Regions from separate parts of the Mus musculus genome. Here regions 1 and 3 are each linked to region 2. Evidence: chromatin loops called from intact Hi-C (ENCODE). Cell type or tissue: heart. All regions are shown on one strand. Each heading gives the region's core, and the rest is flanking DNA. Links, peaks and the distances in the headings are about the cores only.

The links. Peaks named below come from ENCODE experiments on the same cell type or tissue, not always from the same donor. Only the 100,000 strongest peaks of a DNase experiment are listed, where the experiment ranks them.
Region 1: a loop joins it to region 2, with 5 times the contacts of the local background. A loop is called at or near these places in 7 of 42 quality-filtered maps.
Region 3: a loop joins it to region 2, with 2.3 times the contacts of the local background. A loop is called at or near these places in 12 of 42 quality-filtered maps.

Annotation. Positions count from the first base shown.
Region 1 is chr4:150,896,975-150,906,746 of GRCm38, forward strand. It overlaps Park7 (Parkinson disease (autosomal recessive, early onset) 7), which reads right to left. Exons shown (of 7, transcript NM_020569.3): 4 at 8,276-8,335; 5 at 6,841-6,910; 6 at 4,034-4,120; 7 at 159-497. The coding sequence ends at 337. Among named protein-coding and RNA genes, the nearest start is that of Park7, 8.1 kb to the right of the region's middle. In heart, for the core only: CTCF peaks have their summits at 1,954 (motif pointing left), 4,890 (motif pointing left) and 5,097; DNase peaks (open chromatin) are centred at 1,957, 2,229, 4,907 and 5,237; H3K27ac peaks cover 910 bases.
Region 2 is chr4:150,962,611-150,972,382 of GRCm38, forward strand. It overlaps Gm23405 (a small nuclear RNA gene), which reads left to right and starts at 2,125; the gene lies at 2,125-2,283. It overlaps Gm30120 (a long non-coding RNA gene), which reads right to left. Exons shown (of 4, transcript XR_390979.2): 2 at 8,464-8,535; 3 at 5,813-5,976; 4 at 2,977-5,019. In heart, for the core only: CTCF peaks have their summits at 2,112 (motif pointing right), 2,764 (motif pointing left) and 4,142 (motif pointing right); a DNase peak (open chromatin) is centred at 2,731; H3K4me3 peaks cover 687 bases.
Region 3 is chr4:150,908,793-150,918,564 of GRCm38, forward strand. It overlaps Park7 (Parkinson disease (autosomal recessive, early onset) 7), which reads right to left and starts at 1,129. Exons shown (of 7, transcript NM_020569.3): 1 at 991-1,129. In heart, for the core only: CTCF peaks have their summits at 1,023 and 5,688; DNase peaks (open chromatin) are centred at 1,129, 1,919 and 5,759; H3K4me3 peaks cover 2,871 bases; H3K27ac peaks cover 3,420 bases.

The DNA of each region.
Region 1 (9,772 bases), core at 710-8,709, 66 kb before region 2:
GTGACTCTCAGAGCGCCTGAGGAGCCCAGGAAGCGCCCGCCATCAGAGGCCGTCCGTCTCCGCAGCAGGAGGGGCCGAGCTGCTCCGTCAGTCTGCAGCTGCACCAACAGCAACCACCTGCAAATGTAGCCAGCCACAAAAGACCCCAGACACAAAGGTAGCTGGCAGGAGCTTGGTAAACTGTTTATTCTACTAGCAAGGTTCAGAAACATACAGACCCGGGATGAGAGCCCCGTGTGGCGGCTGCTTCACATACTACTGCTGAGGTTCCCTGGGCTCTGGACACACCAGTGGGCTTCCAATGCCTGCTCAAGCGTGGGGCCCAGGGCTTGGGCTCTAGTCTTTGAGAACAAGCGGTGCCTTCACTTGGTTGGCCATGTCTTTCCCCACGAGTGCCTCCACAATGGCTAGTGCAAACTCAAAGCTGGTCCCCGGCCCGCGGCTGGTGAGGATCAGGCCGTCCTTCTCCACGCGGCTCTCTGAGTAGCTGTAGTGACCTACAGGGAGCAGACAGTCACTCTACACACACTGCTGCCGCCATTCCCGAGGTCTGTCTCCTCTGCCCTCCAGACTACCGGGTACTGTGGGGACGATGGTAAAGTGACTGCAAGGGTGGCTGGAAGGGACCAACAGCGCACGTGGGAGAGCTCTGTGGGCACTGGTGATGGACTTCTCCACTGCCTACTTTGTTTGCCACAGGGCTGCTGTGGCAGAGGCAGGGCAGCGGTGAGGACAGAGACTGCCTGGTCCTCTGCAGTCCCAGACCACACAAGACCAGCACATGAGGTCTCTTCCTCTGCCTCTCCCTGTTCCTCTGAAACAATGTGGTGGGCTCCACCAAGACTCCCCACGTCTCCCCCACTTTCTGTCTCGTACGACAGGACCCAGGCTCCAAGCACCCGCCTGCCCTCTGGGGCCTTACTCATCTCACACCCTCACCCCACAGGCCAGAGTTGCTTTCCGGGAGCCTAGCCGTGTTCCCAGCATCCGGCCCTTGGGCCAATCTAGTGTGGTCCTGAAGCAGGCCTGCTGGGGCCACAGCTGGGGCCTGCTGCCTGTCCCCTCCAGCACCCGCAGCAGCTGGGACCCTTTGCTTTCTTATATCATCTGCTATTCAAAGTGCTTGGGGTCTCTTCTGTTCTCGGTCTCTGACCAGAACACGGAAGCAGGTTTCGTCCAAAGTTCCTGACTCAGTCCCCCAGGCAGTCTCTCTACTGTTGAAGAAGGGCTCTGCACCAGCATCTCACCCTGGCCAGCTCTGTCTCCCTCCGCACCGAGGGCACTGTGTGGAGGACCTCACTCTCTCAGGTCCCTGTAGGAGACCCTCTGCCCAGGATATCTGGGCTTGGGCCTTGGCACAGAGGCAGGGAGTGGAAGGGCTGGTCGGAGACAGAACTTTAGGGAAGAGATGGATGTTGGGAAGGGAGGGCGGCCAGAGTACGGGAGGCCTCCAGGCAAGGACTCCTGCAGGAGCAGGGTCACGTGCGGACGTGAGGGCGGACACCAAGGATGATCAGGAGCTCCACATGCAGCCCTGTGGGAACCACCAGCATGGCCCCAACCTGAGATGCTTGGGCACAGCTTCATGTACCCTGTTTCTGCCCGAAATGAAGAACCCAGGACATCCAGAGTTCACTGAGAGCCCTCAGAAGCGCGTTTCTCCTCCAAGCGGGGCAGCCACACCAGGAGGAGCCTGCCTCTCTATCTCATTCAAAACTCCATCTGCATCTGCTGACCAGACAGAACATACCAGAACCTTCCCACTTACAGGACGGTAAAGAAAACAGAGACCGCCACTGGAAGGGACGTCTCGGTTCACCCAGCCCTACTTTCTGATGGCTAAACCAGGACAAGACCTTTTAAATCAAATACTAGAAACCCAGCCTCGGCCTTAACCAGGAAGTTTAAAGGTCTCAAACAGGGTTACCACTTGTCCACGGCCCCCACCTAGTGGCCACAGTGAGGAACAGCCTCACAAAGTGTACCAATGCAGCCGGGGCTGCTGTGGAGCCTGGGGGAAGGAAGAGGATTTGGCGGTCAGGATAGATTTGCAGACATGAAAGAATCTCTTCAGAGAAAGGCACTCACTACTTAGGCCTGTCTATGACAATCAGGGAACACCATTGCAGAGCAGTTTCCATAGAGACCCAAAGCCCAGAGAGCCCAAGTCCTTGGCCCTTGATCCCTCAAGAGAAGGCAGTCAGCCTCTGAGCACGCGCCTCCTCAGCCTGCCCTCAGGCCTTGCTGCCTGAGTACTCACTCATCCAACACACTTCTGAGGACTACTGCTGCTGCCATGGGCAGGGGGAGCCCAAGCCAAGTGTTACGGAGCCCCCAGAAGAACCTCGCCTACAAGAGTCACGTGGAGGATGGCTACTGTCCCTCAGACTGCTTTCAAAGGGTACAATGGACAAAGAGTGTCCTAAAACCAGGACTTACTGACCCTGGCAATGATGTAGGGGAGGGAGAGCCTTCATTACAGAGAGGAGGGGAGGGGAGCCGGGTTCCTTGCCTTGCCAAGACACCGTAGGCTCCAGGTAAGCTGGGCACTGTGTAGGCTATGAGGTCCCACTGTGTGCCCTCAGTACCCGTGTTTCAGAAGCTCAGGTGACACAGGACCAGCATGTGCTTTGTCCCCTTGTGCGCATGGTACACATGGCGCACACGGTGCACAGCGCAGCCTGAGTTCGTGCCATCCTTCCTACCCTGACCTCACTTCCTGAGGCTCACACAAACTCAACTCCCAAGAGCCAGAGCTCATAACAGAGCGGTTTCACCCAGTTTGACAGTCAGTCTCCCTCTAATAACTGAAACAGAGCAACAGGCTTTCAGGGAAACAACACTTGGGACAAAGCTAAGAACACGCGAAAGTGCAGTCACAGAGCAACTCCATGTGTCGCTGCACACCAAACACACACTCTACTGCTGAATCTTAGCCTCTAAAACAAAAAGGTACGAACTTTTAAAAACTGCGTGTACACTATTTTACTTCAAAAAGGGAGCTCTAGTTATGCCCAGGTATGTATTTAAGAATGTTCTCAGGGCTGGAGAGATGGCTCAGTGGTTAGAGCATGTCCCGCTATTGCCAGAGGACCCGGGTTCCATTCCCAGCACTCGCGCCAGACAGCTCACCACTGCCTGTAACTCGGCTCACAGGGGACAGAACATCCTCTCCTGGCTTCTGTGCACACCTCCTCATGCACACACATAACTGAAAATTAAATAGCAACTTAAGGAAGTTTCTCGACAGCATGGGTTCACATAGGCAAAGAAGCAGAAACCAACCACAGCCCACACCCAGGAGCCAAAGAAACAAGCAAGACACAGGAAATCCAACTAGCAGTGAAGTCAACCTGCCAAAGCTAAAAAGGTAATGACGAGGTTGAGGTGAGAAGGTGCAGCCTCATATGGCACACACCTGCACGCCCATTTAGGCTGAGGCAGGAGGATGGCTTCAGTCCAGGTCAAAGCTACCTGTGCAACACAGTGAGGGCCCATCTCAAACACAAAAGCAGGCTGCAGAATGGCCTAACTAGATCTGAATAACAAACTACCTGGAAAGGCTACAGCGGAGCTTTAGAGTCACAGAGGACACGTCACGGGCCTTACTGACAAGCGCAAGGAGGAAAGCGCAAGGGGAGGGGCATCCAGCCTCGCGTCAGCCCTCCTACCCTGTCTGCTCACTTCACCAGAAAGAGAAATTGCTTTCAGAGGGTTAATAAAACTCAAATGCCTAGCTGATAGGAAGGAAACGCATCACCAAGCAAGCTGGCCGCCCACTGAAGACATTGCCAAAGGTCTGCAGCACTGTGCACTGTGGGCAAAAGGCATTTGCTGAAACTGCTGTCACGGATTCGGTAAAAACACTACCTAAACTAGCACTTCACAACCCTCCCCGCTGTCGAGTCAGGGTTCTGGTGGCCAGGCTGAGGCTGGGCTGGCGCCGCTGAGAAGTGCGTGCAGAGCCAGGAGCCCTCCACTTGGCTAGGATTCTGTCATATAGGGAAGCACAGGGAGGGAGGGATATACTCACTGCCATTCATCATTTTGTCCTTAGCCAGTGGGTGTGTTGTGACCTTGCATCCAAAACCTACTTCGTGAGCCAACAGAGCCGTAGGACCTAGGAAGAAGATGTATATATACAGATGAGAGGGGAGAGAGAACCTGTGCTGTAAAACAGAAATACAGCGTGTGAGGTGGCGCACGCCTGACCCCAGCCCTTAGGAGGCAGAGGCAGGCAGATCTCTGTGAGTTCCAGGCCAGCTTGGTCTACAGAGTCAGTTCCAGAGCGTGTCCCAGGTCAGTGAGGACTACAAAGAGGGCTCTGCCCCAGAAAAACAAAGACAAAACAAAGAGTTTACCAGAAGTATTCTTCTAAAGCAAACACCCGAGTCTGAACAGTCACGGCTCTAAATCCCACTGCTTAAACACAACAGAGGCGCATCCTCCCGCCATGAGCCCCGTGAGCACCGGGCAAGGTGTGCACGGCCGCCTTCCTGTCATAGTAAGTGACTAACTAATGTGGTCAAAGGCCTGATTTGAAAATGAAGACAAAACAACTTACCACTGCCATTATCTGAGCCTCTAAAGAAGGCCATGCCCAGCCGGGCGTGGTGGCACACGCCTTTAATCCCAGCACTCGGGAGGCAGAGGCAGAGGCAAAGGCAAAGGCAGAGGCAGGCGGGTTTCTGAGTTCGAGGCTAGTCTGGTCTACAGAGTGAGTTCCACGACAGTCAGGGCTACACAGAGAAACCCTGTCTCGAAAAATCAAAACAAAACAAAACAAACAAAAAGAAGGCCATGCCAAGAGTTAGCTCTGGGAACCGGCAGCAAGCTCAAGGCAGCAGACCCCACCCTTTCCTACAGCGCCACCTGGTGGACACTTGAAGAACACCCCACCAACTACAAGTCCTTGGGTGTCCTGGTTCCTGGTAAGTCCTTCCACTCCCTGCTTCTGGCCACCTACAAGCTTCACTGCAAGCTTCCTTCTCTCCCCTCAGGAAAGCCTCCCTGCGATGACTTTCTTCTGGACTCAGCAGCACCGAGGGTGATGCTAACAACGGAGCTCCTGACTGTAACATCACGGTCACTCTTGACTGCTGATTGAAGACAGGCTTCATTACAGAGCTCCACTCCCTGCCTGGGCCACCCCAGTTTTCTGTTTATCATCCCGAGACCGTGACACAGGACAGTCTGCTAGTAATGTTTCTTTTTTTAACAGTGACTTGGTTCGGAGGAGGGCCAGGCCCTCAGGTCTGACTGAGCGCAAGTGAGCGAGCCAGCTGCTGCTGTTCCAGTCAGCGACTCGGAACACGATGACACTGCAGTTTACCTTCAGCCAAGTCTAAGAACAAACCCAGGCAAACCCTAGGGAGGCCGGTCTCCCAGGTCAGCGAAGGACACCAGCCCCCTGATGACTTCGTACCCACCGTCAGGACAGTCCAGGTTACAGGGATTGCAAGACCACCAACCAACAGAAATCCCTGGGCCTCGGCACGGCAGGAAGTCAGAGCTGTGGGAGCCTAAGACGGGATGCCCAGGGCAATGCGTAGGTGCTCCCAGTGGCTCTCTAATGTGCTCTCAAGCATGCAATCGTGGCATCCCATGATGCCCACAACCTCTGTCACTTCAGGGAGTTAGAATGGCTTTGTATGTCGGTTTTGAATGGAGCTTCTCACATGCTAGGCACATACAGCTCAGTTATGCTTGGTCCTAAACTGGGAACTTTTAGAGCTTTTTCCACATGTTTTCCCTCCATTCTTTCCTTCAGTGGAGAGAGGCTCTCTTACGTAGCTAAGGATGGTCTTGAACTCACAGCAGCCCTGCCTCTCCCTCAGCACGGCAGTTACAGCCTGGTCTCCCAGACAACCCAAATGTGATTTTTTGTTTTGTTTTGTTTTGAATTTAACTTAATTTTATATGCATTGGCACAAGGGTGTCAGATCCTCTGGAACCGGAGTTACTGACAGTTGTGAGCCACCATGTAGTTGCTGGGAATTGAACCCGGATCCTTTGGAAGAGCAGTCAGTGCTCTTAATTGCAGAGCCATCTCTCCAGCTCCCAGGAAGGATCTTAAAACAGGGGAGGAGCACACAGCCTTTGCCCGAAGGATGGCGCTTGTCAGTCTGATGTCATTTCAGTAAGACAGCAGCCACAGATGTCTCTACAGTATCTGCTTTGTCCCCTGGGGGAGGCAAGGGCACCAGAGCTAAGATAGAGTCCCTTGGTCCCCAAACAAAACCATCCACTCCTCAGTCACTGATTCACCTGTTCTGTGACACACTTAAAAGGCATCTGATGAGGAAGACGCCGGATGCCAGACCGTCACCTGAGAGGAAAGCCACATCAAGGATTTGAAATGGGCCAGGAAGCAAACTGTTATAGTCTCAAGGCTCAGGATATGTACGAGAGAGCTCATCTGAAGCCATGGGTTTCAAGAGCACCCAAGCCAAGACTCAGCACGCACCCAGGCAGGCGAGGCCGGGGGAAATGTGTGGCGTTTGTGCCGGTCAGATTCTTGCTGACTCTCCTGGCAGGCCTAACTGCTGGCACAGAGATGCGCCGGAACAAGCTGTTTGCTGGATTCCAGAAGCCTGATTTTTCCCTGAGGTCAACCAAACAGGGCAAACACTGAGTTTCACAGATTAGCGACCTAGGGCAGACAGAGACAGAAAGCTCAACAATTGGGCTCAGTGCTGCCATGACACGAGTTCATGCCACCCAAACCAAACAGCCAGTGTGGGCGCCTTTTGGCTTCCTGAAGGCAAGCTGTGTGCAGTCAAGCTCCCAGAGACAGGCCAGCCCCTCGCCAGCTACAGCTCCACACCCGCACTTACTCACCTGCACAGATGGCAGCTATGAGGCCCTTCCTGCTCTCCTGCTCCTTGAGGATCTCCTTCACCATAGGCGACTAGAGAGAGAACCCAAGCACCCAGTCACCATCGAGACACGGTCTCTCACGGGAAAGCTGGGACCCTCACTCCCAGCTTAACTCGCTTCTAGCTGTTTCCCAGAAAGCGCTCTAACCCGGAAGTACAAAAGTGGCCAGGTTCCTAACATGTCTGTGCTCTCAAGCCCGGCCAATGGCACTCACCCCAAGGGAAAGGCCCACCACAGTGACGACAGGAAGGAAAAAGCAATGTCACCAAGGCACGTAACCCTGTCCTGTGCTCTAGGAGAGGCAGAAGCGAGGGGACACGGGGTTCAGCAGCTACAGATGGCAGAGACCCCAGAAGGAACAGCCCACTCCCTACTCCTGCCTCCTTTCCTGCATGACTCTTCACATAGAGCTGGAAACGAGAAGCAATGGCTGCCTCTGATGCCATCCTGCATTCACACTGTCACTGTGGTCCCACAGCGGTCCTGGACCCTCGGCTGAGCAGGCAGCACTTTCTAGGCTTAACCCACTCCGCTGCTGCAGCACTGGTCCACTGACCTGGCTAACCTTGCTGTAGTGTCCTTTGTCATCCTGCTTGCATTAGGCTGTTGTAGTTTCCCATTGACTTTAATCACAGGACATGGTAGTACTAAGAGACGCCCTAAGGGATCTCCTACACTCCAGACAATCTTGCTTACCACCATTGTGAAGAGGTAATCCAATTTCCCCATGGTAATCTGGATCTATCACCCCTCCTAACACTGTTACTCCTTTTTTAGCCTGTTGGTTTAAGGGCATTAGAAGCCCAAAATGACCAGGGGGAAGTCTGAGCTTCCAGTTCAATGGAATGTTTGTTGTAGCTCCTGGTAGGAGCACTCCCCTCTCTGGAGCCAAAACTTCTAAGCCAGCAGAACCTAGAGTTATGGGGACAGGAAGCAAAAATTTTCCTAGAGGGTCACTAGGAGTGATAGTAAGTGGAACTATTCCGTTTTCCACCCCTTGATTCCTGGACCCATGAATCCTGGCTATGGGTGAAACTGTACCATATATCGAGCGCTGATTCAAAGCATATACTGCCTTCTGAAGAACTCTGCCCCAGCCTTCCAAGCTGTTACCACCTAATTGGCGCTGTAACTGCATCTTCAAAAGGCCATTCCATCTTTCTATCAGACCAGCTGCTTCAGGATGATGGGGATTGTGGTAAGACCAGTGAATTCCATGATCGTGGGCCCACTGACTTGTGCTCTGCAGCGTGAGACACTCACTGCCAACCTCTGCTGTCTCTCCTGTGCCTACAGCACACCCATGAAGCACAGAAGGGCAAACGCAAGACAGCGAAGCAGAAGCTGCGACTTTCCTCACAAGCCCTTCGCTTAGGCATGACTGTGCAGCTTTTACCTCAGATAAATTCTGTGCACCCAGATTTCCTCCTGGAAGAACCACCACATCGTATGGTCCCTGCGAGTTGGGAAATAAAAGGAAACATTTCATTTTTACTGTGTTAAATGGCAGCCCAGTATCTGCCAAAGAAAACTATGTGTGCCTGGGGTGGGGGCGGAGCTACATGTACCTCTGTGGCAGAGCCCATTCTTAGCAAGCATGAGGCCCTGCGTTTGACTCTAACACCAAAAATGACTAAGTGCTAGTCATAGTAGTGCACACCCATAGAAAGAGGTAGAAGCAGGAAGGTCAAGGGTTCAAGGCTGCCCTCAGCTACTTACTCAGTGTAAGGCCAGCCAGGTACACAAGACCCTGTCTCAAAACAATAACAACAACAAACCACCCAAAATGAAACAGATAAATAAAGGTGTATCCCTCTGGTGGAACATTGTAACCAATAAAAAAAACAAAAAACAAAAAAAAAGAAAACAAAAACAAAACAACAACTGCAGGTCTGAAGGCTGGCGAGATGGCTCAGTTGTCAAGAACTCTTGCTGCTCCTGCAGAGGACAGGAGCTCAGGTCCTGCCACCCACACAGTGGCTCACAACTGCCTCTAACTCCAGCTGCAGGGGATCCAACACCCTACCCTGTTCCCTGGGTGTGCGCGTACACACACACAGTGTCTTATTTAAAATGTAGAAAACTGTGATGGAACCTGTCTGAGAGGAGGCCCTGCGAGCATGTGTAGTGTAAATGCACTTGAGTGGCGAGGAACCCACACGGAGCACGGGCCTTGGAGAGACACCCGGTAGCTGACAGGGACCAGCCTGAGAAAAGAGGGGTGTGGGGCTGGAGAGATGGCTCAGCGGTCCATGAAGAGCACTGACTGTTCTTCTGAAGGTCCTGAGTTCAATTCCCAGCAACCACATGGTGGCTCACAACCATCATCCATAACGAGATCTGATGCCCTTCTCTGGTGTGTCTGAAGACAGCTACAGTGTACTTACACATGATAAATAAATCTAAAAAAAAAAAAAAATACCCACAGAAAAGAGGGGTGTGTCACTCTGACTTTATATATAAACGTCTTTACCATGTGACTTTTTCAGTAGAAATACAGATAGTGATATTTTTAAAACTATTTTTTAAAAAAGATTTATTTATTTAATGTATATGAGCAACCTGTTGCTGACGCACCAGAAGAGGGCATCGGATTCAATTACAGATGGTTGTGCACCACAAAGTGGTTGCTAGGAATTGAACTCATGACCTCTGGAAGAACAGACAGTGCTCTTAACCACTGAGCCATCTCTACAGCCCAGGTAGTGATTTTTAAAAGTTTAAACCAACCAACCAACAAAACAAAACAAAACACCCAAATATTAAAAGGCAAAGAAAAAAAATTAGCAATCTAAAACTTTGTGAAGAGAAAAATCACAGTATTGTAGTGACTTAAACACTCAAATATCCAAGAAACCTAATTCATTTTAAACTTGCTGAAATTAAAAAGAAC
Region 2 (9,772 bases), core at 1,001-9,000:
ACTGTCTCAGCTGACATCCTCTGCCCATCAGCTGGAGTCTGGGGAAGCAGCAAGAAACTGCAGCACACTACCAGAAGTTTTTTGGTGCATTTCTGTCTATGGAGTTCCGACAAATGCAGCTCAACTATGCAACGAAAGGTAGACCAACACCTGCGTGTTGTTAGCAAAGAATCCTTCATCACGTGTCCTTTCACATGCTTGCTTTAGTAGAACATCCTCTCTCCTGCGTCTGCTTCAGCTAAACACCATCCAACTGACTTTCCAAAGAACCCTTAGATTTCCACTTCAATTACAAATAAAGCTACTATGAACATGGTGGAGCAAGTGTCTTTGTGAGATGGCGGGGCATCTTTTGGGTATACGCCCAGGAGTGGTATAGCTGGATCTTAAAGTAGAAATATTCCAAGTTTTCTGTAAAACTGCCAAATGATTTCCGAAGTGTTTGTACAAGTTCGCACTCCATCAGCAATAGAGGAGTGTCCCCTTGGTCCACATCCTCACCAGCATGTATCACTTGAGTTTTTGATCTCAGCCATTCTGACTGGTGTAGGATGGAATCTCAGAGTTGTTTTGACTTGCATCTCCCTGCCCAGTCCCCTAAGCACAAGCATGGTATGTACTCACTGATAAGTGGAGATTAGCCATAAAGTACAGGATACCCACGCTACATTCCACAGACCCTAAGAAGCTAAACAAGAAGGAAGGCCCAGTGAGGAAGCTTGACTCTCACCTAGAAGGGGGAATAAAATAGTCATAGGAGGCAGATGGAGGGAGGGGACTGGGTGGTAGAGGGGATGGGAATGGGGGTGTTCGGGATCAAGTTTGGGGAGGGACTGGAGAGATGGTCAGATAGCCAGGAGAATGAATGGAATTCTGCAACTGACAGGGGTGGGGGCATCTCCAGGAAGAGACAGAGACCTGGGGTTATTAAGTAGGTATCCAAGAATCAATGGGGGTGGCCTTAGTTGTGGCTCACAGCATGAGGGATATAGAACTGGAAGAGGGTACCTCTTATAGCCAGGCAGGAACCTCAATGGATTGGTAGGAACACCAACCTACCCACAAAACTTTTGACCCCAAATGTATCCTGTCTACAAGAAATGCAGGGACAAAGATGGGGCAGAGACTGAAGGGAATAGCCAACCAATAACTGGCCCCAACTTCAGACCCATCCCATGAGCAAGCACCGATCCCTGACACTATTAGTGATGCTCTGTTATGCTTTCAGACAGGAGTCTAGGAAAGGCTCTCCTGAGAGGCTCCACCCAGCAGCTGACTTAGACTGATGCAGAGACCCACAGCCAAACAGTGGGTGGAGCTTGGCGACTCTTATGAAAGAAGAGGAGAAAGGATTGCAGCCTCTAAGGGAATAGGGATTGGAACTCCTCAGGAAGGCCAACAGAGTCAACTAACCCTTAGGGCTCTCAGAGACTGAACCACTAACCAAAGAGCATACATGGGCTGAACCTAGGCCTCCCCACACATAGGTAGCAGATGTTCAGCTTGGGTTATGTGGGTGGGTCCCGAACAACTGGTACGAGGGCTATCCTAAAGCTGTTGCCTGTCTGTGGGATATGTTCTTCTAGCTGGGCTGCCCTGTCTGGCCTCTGTAGGAGAAGATGTGCCTAGCCCTGCAGAAACTTGATATGCCAGGTGGGGGGATACCTAGGGAGACCCCCACCTTCCCAGAGGAGAGGGGAAGGAGGGAGAGGGAGGGGAGAAAAATTGGGAGGGGATGACAAGGATGGGGCAGTGAGCAGAATGCAAAGTGAATAAGTAATAATAATAATAATAATATAATAATAATAATAATAATAATAATAATAATAATAATAAAAATAAGGATAAGCACTGTGGAAAAGCCCTCCACAGCAACACCTAGAGTTGAGTTTGAGCTGTGCACCAGGCTCTCGCCAAGGTGCTCAGCAGTTGGGCTTCACTATCAGCCCACTAGATTTTTCTTTAAACTGTTTTTCTGTGCTTTAATTAAAAAAAAATACTGCATGCTGTATGAATTTAAGACTAAGTAATAAATAGCAGTAATCAGAATTCTTCTGGGGTGAACAGAGTTAAACACGAATCACACGCACATGTCTTTACTGTATATGTCGGGCAAGCTTATCCGTAGTCACCCAGCAGGGGGCACACCATGACCACAAGGTGGTTTCCCGGTGTGAGGCTCCTCCGCTGCCCTCGGATGTGCTGACCCCCGAGATCCCCCCCACACGTGGGAAATTAACTGCGTAATCTGTGGTAGTGGGGGCTGCGTTCCCACACCCTCCTAAAGGAGATCTCTAAAAACCGCACATAATAAAAGTTTACAGTAGAGACTGGAGGACAGTTCAGCTGTTGAGAACACTTGCTGCTTTGGCTGAGGGCGTGGGCTCTGCTCTCAGCAGTCACATGGTCTCCTTTCCGGGGCTGGAGAGGTCGCTTACTGAGTACAAGCACTTGGTGCTCTGACTGAGGGCTCGCCTTCAGTTCCCAGCATCTGTATCAGCGGTTCGCAATCTCCCTCATGCTGGGACTCTTTAGTCCCTCATGTCATGGTGACCCTCAACCATAAAATAACTTTTGTGGCTATTTCACAACTGTAATTTTGATACTGTTATGAATCGTTATGTGAATATCTGTGTTTTCTGAGAATCTTAGGCGACCCTGTGAAAGGGCTGTACAGTCACGACCCACAGGTTGAAAAGGGCTGATCTACATGGTGGCTCATAGGTCTCTAGTTCCAAGGGATCTGATGCCCTCTTGTGGCCTGCCTGGGGACTGCACAATGTGGTTCAGAGACGCATGTAGTCAAAAATACCGTAACACCACTACTAAATAATAATGATGATGTTGACGATGATGATGTTTGTTTGTTTGTTTGTTTTCGAGACAGGGTTTCTCTGTATAGACCTGGCTATCCTGGAACTCACTCTGTAGACCAGGCTGGCCTCGAACTCAGAAATCCGCCTGCCTCTGCCTCCCGAGTGCTGGGATTAAAGGCGTGCGCCGCCACTGCCCAGCTTTGATGATGATGATTTAAAAAATATATCCACTAGAACCGCAGTCGAGAGTGCATAGTGCTCTTGCAGAGGAACCAAGCACCCATGCTTGGTGGCTCACCTGTAACTCCAGCTCCAGGGATCTGACGCCCTCTTCTGGCTACTGCAGGCATCTGCATACACTTGGTATGCTTTCTACACAAATGCATACATAAATGAAAACAAGTCGTAAAACTTGAACAGTAGCAAAAGCAACAAAAAACCATATTCCAATATAAATACCAGAAGACCTTCATTCTAGGATCCCAAAGTCTCTCAAATCACAAAACCAGAAAAGCCCGGTCTTCAGTCGTGAGCACCATATTTGTTTTGGGCATATCTGTACAGAGCATCTCCGATGACAGATGACACGTGGGTAACTCTCTGTTGAGATCTGCATCTGGGCTCTTCAACACGCTGAAACAGGTCTCTGGTTGTTTGGCTGTTGAATTAAATAATTAATTAATAAGTCCCAGTGGCAGGCTCACCACCCGCCTCAATGATATATGTTCCCCAAAGAAAGACATTCCTCCCCCTCCCCCCACACAGCCTTTATATTTTGATAGGCCTTAAGTAGCTCAATAGCTGGGCCACTGCCTAACCTCCACGTGCCAATAATCTCTGTTCTCTCTTCGCTGCCCTGGACCCAGCTGGGCAATCCTCTCTGGCCACACTCTCCCGGCTCCTTCACATGGTAGCTACCCTTCTCCGTCTGTCCCAAGCCCCAGGAAATTAAAAATACCCGACCTCTGTCTGTCCTCCCCAGCTTGGCTGTTGGCATTTTTATTTAACAGTCAGATTCCATTGGGGGCAGGTTCCCAGAAGCTACTTACAGACACTACTTGCAGTTTTGGGGACCCAAATTAACATTAGAAAACAAGCAGCATTTGGCCAAACCCACCTCATTTGGCAACCTGGATCTTGCTTAAAGGTGTTCAGCTTACCGGGGTCTCTGGATCCTCCTCCGCATTTACCCCTAATGTCACTTAGCGCGATGCTCAGATGTAAATATTTGACACCCACACTCACCCACTCACTTCTGCCACCCTGCTGTTGGAACTTTTTGTCAGATGAGAAACTGGAAAGAACAAAAACTCCCTCCGCCACAAGAGGGCGGTAGACACCACCATTGTGTGGGTGGCTACCTGGGACCAGGGAGACTCCAGGATGAAGAGGTGCCAGGAGTCATTTAATTATCACCTGTCTTCTTGCAGACAAGAAGGGAAAATGATGGTCATCTTCTGGGGACTAAGGAGATCACACTGTTGGCCAGGGTCTATACCCTCAGATGTTAACTTGGTCTCAATTAGACGGAACCAGGAAGTTCCTAACCACGTGCAATCAGCCCATCAGAAGAAAACATGGTCTTGGGCAGAGAATGAAAATTAGAGACAGCAATTTAAGTAACTAAGACCATTCTAAAGCATGCATGACACGTGGCTTTGTTTGGTTTTTGAGAGATGGTCTCATGTAACCCAGGCTCATTATGTAGATCAGCCTAATTCTGAACTCCTGATCCTCCTGCCTCCACCACACAGGGTGTATGCAGTCCTGGGGATGGAACCCATCTCACGGCGGCACTCCCACGGGCTGTTTCAGATCCAAGCTCCATGTAGTTAATGTAGCCTGAAATCTCACCATGTTCCAAGAAATTGCTAGAGCCAAGCCTGCTGGTATGTGCTTATAACCCTAGCATTCCCGAGGCTAAGGCAGGAGGACTGTTCCAAGTTTGACGCCAACCTGGTCTCAGCATTGAGTTCTAAGCTAGCCCGAACTATGTGTCCAGACTGTGTCTCAAAAACCCAGGAACAATGGTTAGATGAAGACTCCGTTGGTGAGATGCTCACTGTGGAAAAATGATGGCCGGAGAACTCCAGTTCGAGCCCAGAGCCAACGTCAAGAGGCTGGGTGACCTACTGCGCAGACGCAATTCTAGCACGGGGAGATGGAGAGCAGTTGGCTCCATGGCGCTTGACGGCCAGCCAGCCTAGCCAGAAAGAGAATTCATCTCAAGGAATCAACGTGGAGGGCAGAACGACACTCAAGTTTGTCCTCTGTCCTCCACAGGCACCTCTACATACACATATACATGTAAACACATACACATAAACACACACACACACACACACACACACACACACACACACACATACACACACGATTTCTAGGAAGAGATTCCTGCTAGGAAAAAAATGATCAAGCTGTTTGGTTGGAGCTTGGAGTCCACTGCTCACCCCTGCGTGGCCTGGGGAGCCCCGTCTAATCTCCGCCCAAACCCTCGCACACTGAAAAACTCTGAACAAAAGAAGGGCCCCAAAGGCGGGTGTGGTGGCGCACGCCTTTAGTCCCAGCACTTGGGAGGCAGAGGCAGGTGAATTTCTGAGTTCGAGGCCAACCTGGTCTCCAGAGTGAGTTCCAGGACAGCCAGGGCTGCACAGAGAAACCCTGTCTCGGATACCCCCCCCCAAAAGGCCCCCAAATCTCAGTTCCGCATTTCCAGCAGCTGATGCAATCTGCCAGCCCACCCGTGTAAGCGATCAGCTTTTGACTATATTTGGGCACAGTTCCGGCTCCTGGCTGATACATCATCGCCCGAGATCTATAAACCCCCTGGCCTTAGCCTGGGCTCGTGGTTTCCCTGGCTCTGTTCTCTGGGACCTGCGAACCCACCCAGGAGCTGCGCCCAATAAACGTGCACCTATTTACTTTTACGGTGATCTGATCTGGCCTATCGCGCTGGTGAAAACCTATTACAATCTTCTAGGAAAAGCATAATTTACCAAAACAGACTGAAGAAAGGAAATGCATAAATAAAACTGCCGTTGAGAAAGCTGAGGAAGAAGTTACAATTCCTGCCATGTTAGTCCAGAGGCCCAGGTAGTCCTTGACAGCCATGGGTGCAGTTATTCCAATATGTTCCAACTTCCGTGGGGTACAGGCAGGCCTGGAAAGTAGAGGGAGCAGTCTACTTACTGCCATGTTAATCTAATTGCTTCTGAAATTATTTTTTTTTTAAAGTTTTATTTTATGCGTCTCTTTGCGTGTGTACACATGCACCCGTGTGCTGGTGCCCATGCAGGCCAGAAGAGGGCATCAGATCCCCCCACCCCACCCCGGAGCTAGAGTATCAGGCAGTGGATGTGTTGCTGTGTGGATGCTGGGAGCCAAACCCTGGTCCTCTACAAGAGCAGCCAGTGCTTTTCAACTGCAGAGCCACCTCTCCAGTCCCTCAGATCTGAAATTCTTAAGCAAACTAGTGATTTTTGCAAATGAAACAGATTGGACAATACAAACTCTTGTCTCTCCTTTGCAAGAGCTGTTTCCCAGTTTTAACCGTGTCAGATGGTGGTTACCTTTGAATTAACGATGATTGACCAGTTAGTGATTGTAACAGGCATTGCATCCCTGAAGCCTTCACTTTCTGATACGGTCTATCCTGAGCTTCCTGCCCTGTGGTCAACTCTGACTCACTTCTTCCCTGTCACTTCTAAGGGATAGAAAGGGGCGAGGCTCACTGCCCACACACAGTCAACACAGGGCTGGGGATGACACATAGCTCATTGCCTTTGTGCTGGCCTCACCTGTGCGAAGATCAGCACTGCATTAGAATCAGGTGTGGTGGAGAACTGGGAGCCCTGCGCTTGGAGGAGAAGCTCAGGGTGACTCCTCGGCTACCCAGTAAGTTAGAGGCCAGCCTGGGCTACCGAGAACCTGAGTTTGATCCCCAGGACCCACACAGGAGGAGGGAACTAACTCCTGCAAATTGTCCCTTGGCCTCCACATTTGTACCATGACATTCATGTGCACATGCTCACACACATGAACACACACACACACAAACACAAAAGCAGTGTAGTTAAAAAAAAATCTTGTCTTAAAACAAGAACATTGTCACTGTAGGCCTGATTTAAACACATTTCTCTACATGCAAACCTGCCAGAGGTGTGTGTGTTAGCATCTGATCAGTCATCACAACATCTAAGGTGTGCAGGCAACAGTGAGCCTCGCCCAGCTGATCTACACAGTCAGTTCCAGGGTGGGCCAGGCCTGCACAGTGACACTGTCTTGACACAGCAAAGGGTCATTCAAAGGGCTCCATGGGTACCTGTCACCCAGCGAGACATCCGTGGGTACCTGGGTACTTGACAAGCTGAGTCAGGTCCCCCGGAACCCACAACTCCTGCAAGCTGTCCCCTGAAATCCATATGCACACTGTGGTATTCACCCCGCCCCCCCCCCAACACACACACGCTAAAATTAATTAAAATGTCGTTTAAATGTTTTGATAGGAACAACAAACATTTAGAAACCTTGGTCTTTCTAAATCAAGCACAACACAATGATATGAATGGGAAAAAAATCCCATTAAAAATAGCAGCTTAGGAAGGTGGTGAGATGGCTCAGTTGTTAGGAGCACTGGTTGCTCTTGCAGAGGAGCTGGGCTCACAGCACACTTGACTCCAGATCCAAGGGGATCCGACACCCTCTTCTGGCCTCCACAGCCTCCTCATACACACGTGGTGTACATAAACTCAAGCAGTCTCACAAACATACACATAAAGTAAAAGTAAATGAGTAAAAACTTATGTAGAGGGGTTGGAGAGATGGCTCAGTGGTTAAGAGCACAGGCTGCTCTTCCAGAGGTCCTGAGTTCAATTCCCAGCAACCACATGGTGGCTCACAACCATCTGTAATGGGATCCGATGCCCTCTTCTGGTGTGTCTGAAGACAGCTACAGTGCACTCATATACATTAAATACATCTTTAAAAAAAGAGAGAGAAGACGGGCGTGGTGTCGCACACCTTTAATCCCAGCACTTGGAAGGCAGAGGTAGGCAGATTTCTTAGTTCGAGGCCAGCCTGGTCTACAAAGTGAGTTCCAGGACAGCCGGGGCTATACAGAGAAACCCTGTCTTGACCCACCCCCCCCCCCAAAAAAAAAGAGAGAAAGAGAGATTCTGAAAAGCAGTTCAGAGTTCAGACCTTCAACAGATGATCCCCTGCTGTTGAGAAGCCTAAATTCATCCTGCAGTGTCTCAATCAATCAATCAATCAATCAATCAATTGTCAAGCATACCCTGGAGCACCAACACTATTTCTCAGTGACCTTGATCATTTTTCCTGTGATCTCTGAGTGTGCTACAGACTTAGCTCCTGTTTTTATCTTGTCTACATGATTATCCTTGTAGACGACTGCACAGAAAGACCTGGCTCTGCAAGAGAGCATGTTCCATCTAAGCATGGTGGTACACACCTATAATCTCAGCATTCAGGAGGTTAAGTCGGGAAGGTTGGGAGTGTGGGGCCAACCTGGGCTACACAGCAAGAACCTGTCTCTTTTGTTATTTTGTTGTTGTTGTTTAAGTAGGAGACAGGGTTGAAATGATGGCTTAGAAAATAAGAGCATTTGTTGCTCCTGAAGAGGACTCACCGAGAGCAGCTTACAGTGACTGTAATTCCAGCTCCAGGAGACTCGGCATCCTTTTCTGTTCTGGGTGGGCACCTGCACACACATGACATTGGATGAAAATAAATAAATAAAAAGGAAAAAAAAATAAAAGGACATGCCCGTTCCTACGTATGGTGGAGGGAAAATTTATTATAGACACCTGGGAGAGCATAGCCAGAGGCAGACACATCTGGGAGAGTCTAGAGGAGTGGTCTTGACCCTGAAGCACGTGGGGGGGGGCAGGGAGAGAGGAGAGCCAAGTACAGAGCCAGAAGCCAAAGGTGCAAAAGAGGCAGAGAGGGTAGGTAACTAAAATGTCTGGATTATATAGGGAACAGCCTCTGGGGGTTGTGGGCGGGACCATCCCTGGGCTGGTAGTCTTAGGTTTTATAAGAGAGCAGGTTGAGCAAGCCAGGGGAAGCAAGCCAGTAAGGAACATCCCTCCATGGCCTCTGCATCAGCTCCTGCTTCCTGACCTGCTTGAGTTCCAGTCCTGACTTCCTTTGGTGATAAAGAGCAGTGTGCAAAGTATAAGCTGAATAAGCCCTTTCCTCCCCAACTGCTTCTTGGTCATGATGTTTGTGCAGGAATAGAAACCCTGACTAAGACAAATTGGTACCAGAAGTGGGGTATTCCTGTGACAACCTGACCATCTTTTGGGGAGGATTGTGGAAGGACTTTGGAACTTTGGGCTAGCAGGTCCATTCAGTGTTAAGAGCTCTGTGGGATGTTGTGTAGGAGCTTGGAAGATAATGTTTCCAACAGTGCAGAAGATGGAGGCCTGGCTTGTGAAGTTTCAAAGGGAAGATTAAAGACTCTTTTCAGGACCATTGCTATTTTGATTGTGAAGATTCAGTGGTTCTGGTTAGCTGGGGCTGAAGAATCAGCTGTGATTAACAAGATACCAGAACTAGTAAAGTGAAACCTTTGCATTACTGGGACTATTGATGCTGGTTAGCTGGAGCTAAGAAATTAGCTGTGATTAAAAAGAGACCAGCATCATTGAGGTGACATCTTCTGGGAAATGTTTTCTGAAAGCACAAAGAGGCTGTGTTCCAGAGATAGCCAAGGTTTTAATTCGTGCTGCAGCAGGACTTGGTAATGTGAAAGAGTCACCCAGGTGGTACTGGTTTTGAAGGCACGAAGGGGTCATGAAGAGTGGCTGAGGCTTGGCACTGTGAGAGGCCATGGAAGGCCATTGGTGAAGGTGCAGCTTCAGTTGGAATTGATGGCCCAAGACTGAAGGGGTCATGCAGTGTATTGAAGATGCCAGTACCATGAGATGACCACC
Region 3 (9,772 bases), core at 745-8,744, 54 kb before region 2:
ACTCGGGAGGCAGAGGCAGGTGGAGTTCTGAGTTCGAGGCCAGCCTGGTCTACAAAGTGAGTTCCAGGACAGCCAGGGCTATACAGAGAAATCCTGTCTCGAAAAACAAACAAACAAACAAACAAACACCAACCAACCAAAATCTAAATCCTTTAAAAAAAATAATAAATGTGGGATTGCCAATGTGTGCTAGTATTCTTTGCATTTTCCCTTACTGTGCTTTCTTAGGACCAATCTCTAACGAAGACAGGTCACATAACGGGCCCTGCATATCAGTCACACTGTGGAGAGGCTGGTTTTCTTAAAATACTCTGAAGGAGGGAGGGAGGGAAGGAAAAGAATAAGAGAAATAAGAGAAAGAGAGAAGGGGAGGGGAGGGGGAGCGAGTCGAGCGCACACCTTTAGTCTCAGCGCTTGGGAGGAAGAGACAGAGACAGGAGTATCTATCTGTGAGTTCGAGGCCAGCCTGGTCTACAGCGTGAGTTCCATGATAGCCAGGGTTACAGAGAAACCCTGTCTCAAAAAACCCAAACCAAAACAAAAAAGCAAAGCAAAACAAAAAACCCCAAATCCACAATTTCACTGGTAAAAAACCAACTTGTAAATTTCGAAGGTTTTGTTCTTGTTGTTGATGTTCCAATAAACTGCTAAAATGTCAGGACCGGGTTGGGGGAGTCCAAAGGTGCTAAATCTCTGACCACACTGCTAATGATTAATAAAGATGGACTATCTCTTTAGGAGGTCAGCCCTGCTGCGGCCGGGAACAGCTAGCCGCCACTCGGAGGCACTTTCCGCGTGCTTTCCCTGCACGCTCCCCACGCATCACAACTTTGGTCAAGCCTTCCAGTAACTGCGCTCGCTCCAACCCGGAGGATGCTGTGCAGAGCCTGGCCCGGCATGCACTGCGGCCGCTGCCCCCAGCCCGCCCAGCCGGGACCCTCCGGGGCAGCGGGCGGATCACAGCCCGGCCTCTAGCCCCAGGGCGCTGACCTGCAGCCGCGCCTCCTCCACCCACGCGAAGCCACCGCTAGTCCGCAGGAACCTCGCACCCGACGTGTACCCAGCACGCATGCGCGCCACCCGCACTGAGGCTGCGCACAACCCCTCGCTTCCGCCTCGGCCTGCGTCATGTCCGGCTGAGCCCAGGCCCCGGGGTGGGGGTGGGGGGAGGAGCGAATAGAGGCTACTGCGGCTGCGCAGCGCTTGTACCATCTCGCCCCCAGACAACGGTACCGCCCACCCTGCGGGCGCCTGCGCAATTGCCCCTCTCTGCCTCTTCGACGTTTAAGTTGATAGTGGTTCCGAGTTTGAGGCCTGGCTGGGCTACAGCCTGAACCCCACACTTGTAATCCTAGCACATGCGAATTCACAGGCTGAAGTTCAGTCATTTTTGGAAGCCGTCTTACATTACGGTTTTTGTGGACCGTTTGCCTTTCTTGCCCCTTACTGTGACATCCCCTCTATTTGCCCCTGGCCTGCTAGTCTTCGTTCCACGTCATCCCAGGCCTGTCCCTCCCAGCTAGGCCTGGTCACCCTGTCCCCTGGGTCACAGGACGGTGTCAAGCTTTAAGAGCTCTTGCTGGTTTTGCAAAGGACCCAGGTTCGGTTCCCAGCATCCATTTGGGGAGACTCACCACTGCCTAACTCCGGATCCTGAGGATCTAATGCCATCTTCTGACCTCCACGGGCACTGCACTCATATGCACACAAATAATAAAATGTCCTACTGCACCCTCGGGTTGGAGCAATGCTATCATCTACGATAAGATAAATTATTTAATTATCTCATTTTATTTCAGCTTTTTACACTTCTGGGTTGACAGTTACTGTGTGTGCATCTCAACCTGTGCCAAAGGGTGCACGTGGAAACTCACAGAAGACCACTCGCCTTAGTGTGTTCTTTCTTTACTACAAGGTCTCGGATGGAACTCAAATCCTCCGGTGTGTGGCAAGCACCCTTACCTGTCGAGCCCTCCCACCGGCTCTCTCCTGAGTTTTTAATAGTTATCTTTCAGCTTACAGGAGGGAGACCCACCCTCACCTGGTCCTATCTGTACCCACCTCAGAGAAAGCCAGCTCGTTTGGCAAGTCTCAGTACTTTTTATACAAACCCCCGACAGGATATAAACTTGCTTTCCTTCCTATATGGAGATTGAATACCTCACATACATTGGCTGACCTCCATCATAGGTTCATATTGGAAATCTTATAAACTGGAAATTCTTTTTTTTTTTTTTTTTTTTTTTTTGGTTTTTCGAGACAGGGTTTCTCTGTGTAGCCCTGGCTGTCCTGGAACTCACTTTGTAGACCAGGCTGGCCTCGAACTCAGAAATCCGCCTGCCTCTGCCTCCCGAATGCTGGGATTAAAGGCGTGTGCCACCACGCCCAGCTTCAAACTGGAAATTCTTACAGTAGGAGTAGTTTAATTCTTAAAAATTGCTAAGTCATGTATATATACAATAAAACTTGGGCAACTGCTTTAGGAGTTGTGGAATGGACTGGTTCTTCACTATGTGCAAAGGGAAAAGACAGAGCCAGCCCCTTCAGCTTTGAAGGTACGGAAAGCTGGAGTGACAGAAAGAAGACCAGGACAGCTTGTCAGATGTGAGCTTCAAGATCCACAGAGGGTGTTGGGCTTGGTGGCTCATGCCTGCAACCCCAAGTACTTAAGTAAGGAGTGAAACCTGCCTCCAGGGGAACACAGGCCCTTGTCTCTTCCCTTAGGGCTTAATTCAGTGGTGCAGTCCAGGACCCCACTAGGACACTCCATGAAGGCAGCTTCACCTTGAGAAGGTGTGCATCTCCTTTCTGGAGTCTCTGGAATGGAAAGGCAGAACTGTTCCTTTTTCTTCTGTTTCTCTTTCTGACGCTGGCTTCCTCACTCTTTTCTAAAGCTCCTCTCCGCATCGTGTAGCTGCCTGCTACCATGTGCTGACCCCTGCAGCCATGTGCTGACCTCAGTGCCATCTTAACTTTTCTATTTTCTTACTCCGGGTAGCTTCAAGATGAATAGCTTGACTCTCTGGGGGTTTTCTTTTTTTTTTGTTTGCTTTTTTTTTTCCCCCCCCAAGACAGGGTGTTTCTCTGTATAGCCCTGGCTGTCCTGGAACTCACTCTGGAGACCAGGTTGGCCTCGAACTCAGTAATCCGAATGCCTCTGCCTCCCCAGTGCTGGGATTAAAGGCGTGCGCCACCACACCCAGCTGGGGTTTTTCTTTTAAACTCTGCTATATTATCCTCAAGCTCCCATTTGATCCAGTCTTAAATTATTTTAGTAATGAAGAGATCCTGATTATCCACAGTCTCTATGATAACTCCACAGAGACTTCCCAAGATCTGTGGTAACTCATCCTTCTGCCTCCTAAGTCTCTAATTTGCAGAGATTATGAACCCATTCCTGCACCTCTAGACAGGATCATTTGGAAAGTTGAGGCAGGATTTCCAGTACCAGGCCAGCCTGGGCAACTGAGGGAGAGCCTGTCTCAAAGCAATAATGTGGCTAAAGCTGTAGCCTGCATAGCCATGGGTCAGGGCCCCTCATTCCAAACTCCAGAGCCTAGAAGGAAGAACAAGAAAAGGAAGGCTCTGAGAGGTTGGCTGCTGTGGCAAGAAACAAACTCAAGAAAAAAAAAAAACAAAGGTAAGACCCGTGGTGGGCTGGTGGCAATGCCATGACAACACTTTGAGGGGACACAGAAGTTCACACTCCTGACATCTCCACACCACCAGCAGGAACTGAAACAGAGCAGTCTGGTTTTATCCAGTGAATACCCTGTGCACAGTTTTAAAACACACATATTGGGGTTGGAAAAATGGCTCAGTGGTTAAGTGCAGCAGAGAATCTGCATTCAGTTCCCAGACCTACATTGGGTGGCTCACAGCTGCCTGGAACGACTATGTCAAGGGCTCCCATGCCACTCTCTGACCTCCAAGAGCATTTTCACTTGTATGTGAGCACATGCACACACACACAGGAGCACACACACACAAACAACTACACAAAAGAAGAACATAATTAAAAATAAATATTTTTTAAAATCCTGGAATGTTGTTACTTCTGGGAGTTGGATTATCCCTGTGTCCCCAGAAATAATCCTTCCCCCTTCCAGCTGCATGCAGGGTGTGCTTCCTTCCCTTCCCTCTGCCAGTCTTGCCAAGGCAATGTCAGCCCAGGACTGAGCAAAGCTTTGGAGAGCCATGGCCTGACGGAAAGCAACTGCCATGGTTCCTCAAATGACACCGGTGGAACAACAGACTTTGCTATCAAGTAACTGCTGACTGACACAGCAGGAGCTCATCGCCCACCAGTCCTTCCTACCCCAACTCTTTATTCTGCCAAGGCTGGCCTCATGGTGATCTGCCTTCCTCTGCCTCTCAAGTGTTGGGGTTAAAAGCATGTGCCACACCCCCGACTCGGTCTCAGGACTTCTAGCTAGGACGCTGTTTGTTTTCTCTTTGACTTTCGAAGGTGTCTGTCTGTGGTGGTTAATATTGTCAACTTGACAAGACGTGGACTCTGAGCACTGGTGTTCACGGATCTATTGCTTGTGTGACCAAAGCTCAGGCTCCTGCAGGGATGTCTTTCCCTCACGACGGGCCAGGGCCCCTCCAACTGTAAGCAAGAATAAACCGTCCATTCCCTAAATTACTTCTTGTCAGGTATTTTGCCACAGCAAGGAGAGAGTGACTGATACAGTATCATAATTTTCATTTTACAGATATGAAGAGGAAAATAAAATGACTCTATAAGGTCTTGCAGTCTTGGGCAAATTTTGATGTTCTGAAGCCAAAATTCACACTCTGCCCACCACACACAGGCTGCCAGTATTAGTTAATACTGCCAGTAACGCCCAGGACAGCTCAAACATATTTCTCACTACGTATTCATAGAACAAAGCCAAAAAAACCCCCAACCATTTACCAAAATATACTGCTGTAATTCTGGTCATGACGACGCCCCATGCCATCCACCAACTTTTTCACCCAATGTTTCTCAGGTCATTATGCATTGTGGGGAGACGTACAAGCTAAAACCTCCCTTGGGTTTCAAGTAAGTCGGTGAGTTGAAGCAATTGACATATTTAATCTCATTGCTCACATCAGGACTGTTGTCTGTGCAGATCGTGACTGTAACACAGGCCGTCTGTGCAGATCGTGACTGTAACACTGGCCGTCTGTGCAGATCGTGACTATAGCACGTGCCATCTGTAAGCGGGAAGTTAACATTTTCAACTCTTTAATGCTTCCCTTAATCTAAATCGCAGATATCAGACAGAGGAAAGGCCTTTGGGACCTTTACCAAAAAAAGAAAAAAAACTTTTTTTTGAGATTGTCCCACATTGCAGTTCAGTGAACTAGAACTCGAATTAGCGGGCATCCTCCTGCCTCTGATTCCCGGGTACTGTGCATCAAAGACCTGTGCCACCACGCCCCGCTGATATTCCTGTTTTCAATATCGCGGAGAACTTCCCCCTCGGAGCCCACGAAAGGTCAGGTCGGCGCGAACGGAGAGTGGGCGAGCTCTGACCTTTAAGGCCACGCTGGCGCAGGGGGAAATTCTGACTCGGAGACCTGCGAGGGGACTAGACCCGCCTCGCCTCGGCCGGGACGCTGTGAACGCTTCTCGGGGGTGGACCACCCAGAACGCCTCCCACAGAGCAACGCTTGCCGGAAGTGAGTCGGCTGACCGCCAGAGGCGCACGGCTCACTTCCGTCAGGGCGCTGCCGTCGATTGGCTGAGCCTAATCGTAGTGGGCGGGCGCGCGAACTGCTCTTGCGGGACTCAGTGCGCTTGCGCAGCTTCACTCCGACCCGGTTCGCAGCCGGAAAGTTTCTGGGGAGGACACTGCGGTCCCTGGGCACCCTGGGGTTACCGAGTACCGCGACCTTGCGGACTTCCGGGGCAAGAAGGCGGCTTGAAGGTGGGACGCGCTTGCTGCCGACTACTGCAAATGGGCTGGCCAGAAAATGACAGTTTACCGAATTCCCTTTCTGCTTTTTACTGTTAATTCAACGCTTAATTAGCTCATTGAGGACAAGTGGCCCGACCTTCCTTGGGGAACAGATTTTGACACACAGTCAAGATGGATATTAGTTAAATATAACTAGGACCTTTCTGTTGTAGGTTAAGCAGTGGTTCCCCCCAGGACAAAGAAATCCTTGGGTGAGGCGTGCTTATTTGTAGTTCTCTGATCTGCAGATTTGGGCAATGACCCCTAGGTAGGCATTACAATTAATAGGAAGAGTGCCAGCCACATTTCATCCACATTCCACAGCTTGGCTCAACATCTGTAGTCTCAAGGCCCTTTGTCCCAAAACAATAAAGCTGTGTGCATCACGTATGTTGCTCCCTCCTCTCCTAGCTGTGAAGCAGTGCTGTGTCCAAACACGCCTCACAAAACAGGAAGACGTTCATGGCAGTATATATTGTTCTCTGAGTCCAAGGGATGGAACAGTGGACAAACAGTGTCCTTCCCTGGTTATCAGATTCTGTTCAGTGGGGAGAAACTGACGGCAGAGAAGATAATACCCAATCTGTGTCACTGATGACGGAGAACTGTTCTGAGAACTCCATTGTCGGTTTTGTATGGACGTCACAGACGCACATATGCACACTCAGCATCAACATCATTAAGCGAGCACCTTCTGGGACCAGGCTGGTGTGTGTGGTCTGTTGCTATTATATGCAGCACTTCACTCTGTGTGTGTGTGTGTGTGTGTGTGTAGTATGTATTATTTATTCCATGAAGGACCCCAGAGGATGAACAGGTGAATGTGTGTGTGTGCATCTGTAGCAGTCAAGAGTTTATTTTTTCTGTTCTGAGATGGAAACATGAGTAAGATTGGGGTATGACTCACACAGTGGGAGGAAGAGTATTTCAAACTAGAGAGCAGCCATGAACAGGCCAGCCTGCCACAGCGTGTATTTGCTGTGTTGACAGGCAAGAAAGGAGAACACAAGGTGGCATGCTGAGCAGAAGCAGTCAGGACCAGGTGTGGATGCTCCTACAGCCCACGGATGCTGGGTGGAGTGATTTTGCTGACTTGAGAAGAACACTTTATGTGTCTATTTTTGGTAGTTGACACACACTTTGCCTCCAAGTGATACTGGAAGCTCCCAGAAAAACTTAATTACGATAATATAAATCTTGGAAATTACTTGTGGTTGAATATAATGAGTCTCTCTCTCTCTCTCTCTCTCTCTCTCTCTCTCTCTGTGTGTGTGTGTGTGTGTGTGTGTAAGACAAGTTGCACACAGGTATTTTAAAACTTTGATTTAGTGTGGTAACATTTAACTGAAAAAAAAAAAAAAACCAAACAAACCAAAAAGCAATGCTTATACATCAGTCCTTCATCGTGAAAGAAATGTAAGAGAATAGGAGACGGACATGCAGGGAGAGCTAGATTAATCTGAAATTATTTAAATGATGATTTAAAAGCTCAGGGGTAGTGGGGACATGGCTCAGATGTGTCCACAGGCGTGCTGCAGAAACTCAAGGACTCACTTTTTATCCCAGAACTCATGTAGTAAATGAATAAATAAGCCAAACACTCTGGCATGTGCCTGTGATCCCAGCACTGGGGTGGTGGAGACCAGGATCCTCTGGGCTCTCTGACCAGTCTGTCAAGCCAATGGCTAGGCCAGGCCCACTGGGAGTATATAAAGAGGGCAGAAGAGGGATCAACCTCCTGATTGTCTTGTTCTTTATTTGAATAACAATAAAAATTGAATCATAGTTGACAAGAGCTGAACCTATGAAGTAATCAGGTGAATTTGGGGATTGGTTTGGATAGTGTCTTGTGTGTGTGTCATGTCCCCCTCCTGTTTATCCCTCCCTGTTCCTCTCCCACCTCCCACCTCCCACCTCCCACCCCCGTGCAGTGGTAAAACCTGATACACAAAAGTCATACAATTCTAGTTATTGCTTGCAGATGATTCTGTTGGGCTTGTCACAATTGTCACCGCAGTCCGGTGAATATATTTCTTTTGAGTGACATTCAATTACTTTCTAAAATAAACACAGCATATTTTATATTTATTTGCTTTTTTTTTTTTTGGTCACGTGCTCTTGATTTCTTCCTCTTGTTTCTGAGAATTGAACCCCGAACATATCAAGTTTACATTGTACCACTGTGATTAGCTTAACTGTTAACCCAACCTAGAATCACCTGGGAAGAGTCCTTAATAAGGGACCATCTTGGTCAGGTTGGCCTATGGGCACATTGTTAGTGGATGGAGGAAGACCAACCAAGCCCACTGTGGGCAGCACCACTCCCTAGGCAGGGGTCTGCAGCCGTCCAAGAGGAAAAACTGAGTTGAGCACAAGCAAGCAAACATGCGCCCATTCATTCTTCTCTGCTTGACTGTGGATATGTCATGACCAGCTGTCTCTCATTCATGCTGCTGTGAGCCCCCTTGAGTAGACTGTGCTCTGGAGTCCTGAGATAAAATAAGCAGTTCTTCTCTTAAGTTGTCTTTTTTTCCAGGATGTTTTTATTACAGCAACAGAAATGAAGCTAGGATAAAAAGAGTTTGTGTGTGTGTGAAGAGGGGTTTAGATTCCTTCCAGTCAGGGATTGGATGCTCAGAAGACCAGCCAGTAGCACACAGCTCTCTCTCCTAGCCAGGATTTGTAAAAGTGAGGCTCCATGTAGCCTCTGATGCTGCTCCTTGTCACGTCTGTGGAAGGTGGGTGGGTATTCATTTCTCCATTTCTGGGTATTCATTCACGTAGTTGTGGTTTCAGCCTGTGCCCTCAAATCACTGAGTCAACCCCCCTCTTTTTTTTTTTTTTTTTTTTTCATTCACAGGAGTAAAACCTACTCAGCAGATCCGGAGTCAGTCATCTCTCCTGTCCCGGGCTCAGGTTGGCTTCTGAATGAGAAGTCCTGGGTTCCATCCGGGCATCTCCCTCAACTTTGGTTGCCCTTGGAAACCCTGCCCCCTCTGGTGTCAGCCTGCAGAGGCTAAACCCAGCCCCTTGCAGTCTGAGTATTCCTGAGCAAATTACTAACCCCTCTCTGCCTCAGGCTCCAGGCCTGTAAGACCTAATGTGCGTCATTCAGGCTCTGCTTCCAGGAATAGGTGCTGCTGGACATGACCTTATAAGGGGAAAGGAAGTTTAGCTTGACTTCCGGCTACGTGACCTCCTCCATGGTGAAAGCCCCTCCTGCCAATCTCAGGACAAGATTTCCAGGATTTGGTCACATCTCAACTGGCTCTAGCTCCAGGCTGGCTCCTCTGGTCTCATGGCTTTCTCCCCCCCCCCCGCCCCCCCTTGTTTTGTAACGGGGAGAAATCTTCAGAGCCCTGCCTCTAGGTTGGGACTGGTTTGGTACTGAGGCAGAACCTGGCTGGTAGTGACTTCAGCAGGGTTGCTGATGTGTGTTTCAGAGACTTGATGAACCCAGACCAGAAGGAGCAAAGGCTCCTGGCACTGTTGGAGGACAATCTCCTGTTCCTGAAACTCTGTTGTATCTACAATAGGTTTCTCTAACAAAAATTCTCCAGTGGTGGGTGTTGGGAAGATCAGGGAGGGGCTGGGTGGTAGCCGAGTTAGAATGGAGAATCGCAAAAACAACTGTTAGAGTGGAGGAGAGAGAGGCCTGTGCAGCTACCAGGTCATGGATGTCCTTCCAGGACATTCTGTTTCCTCGGGAGTGGCACCTCCTTTTCCTCCTCAGTCCTTGACCCATCAGGGAGAAACAGGCCATCTTCTTGGTTGGTGCAGTGGTATCTATCAGACATTTCTGTCTAGGATACAGATAGGCC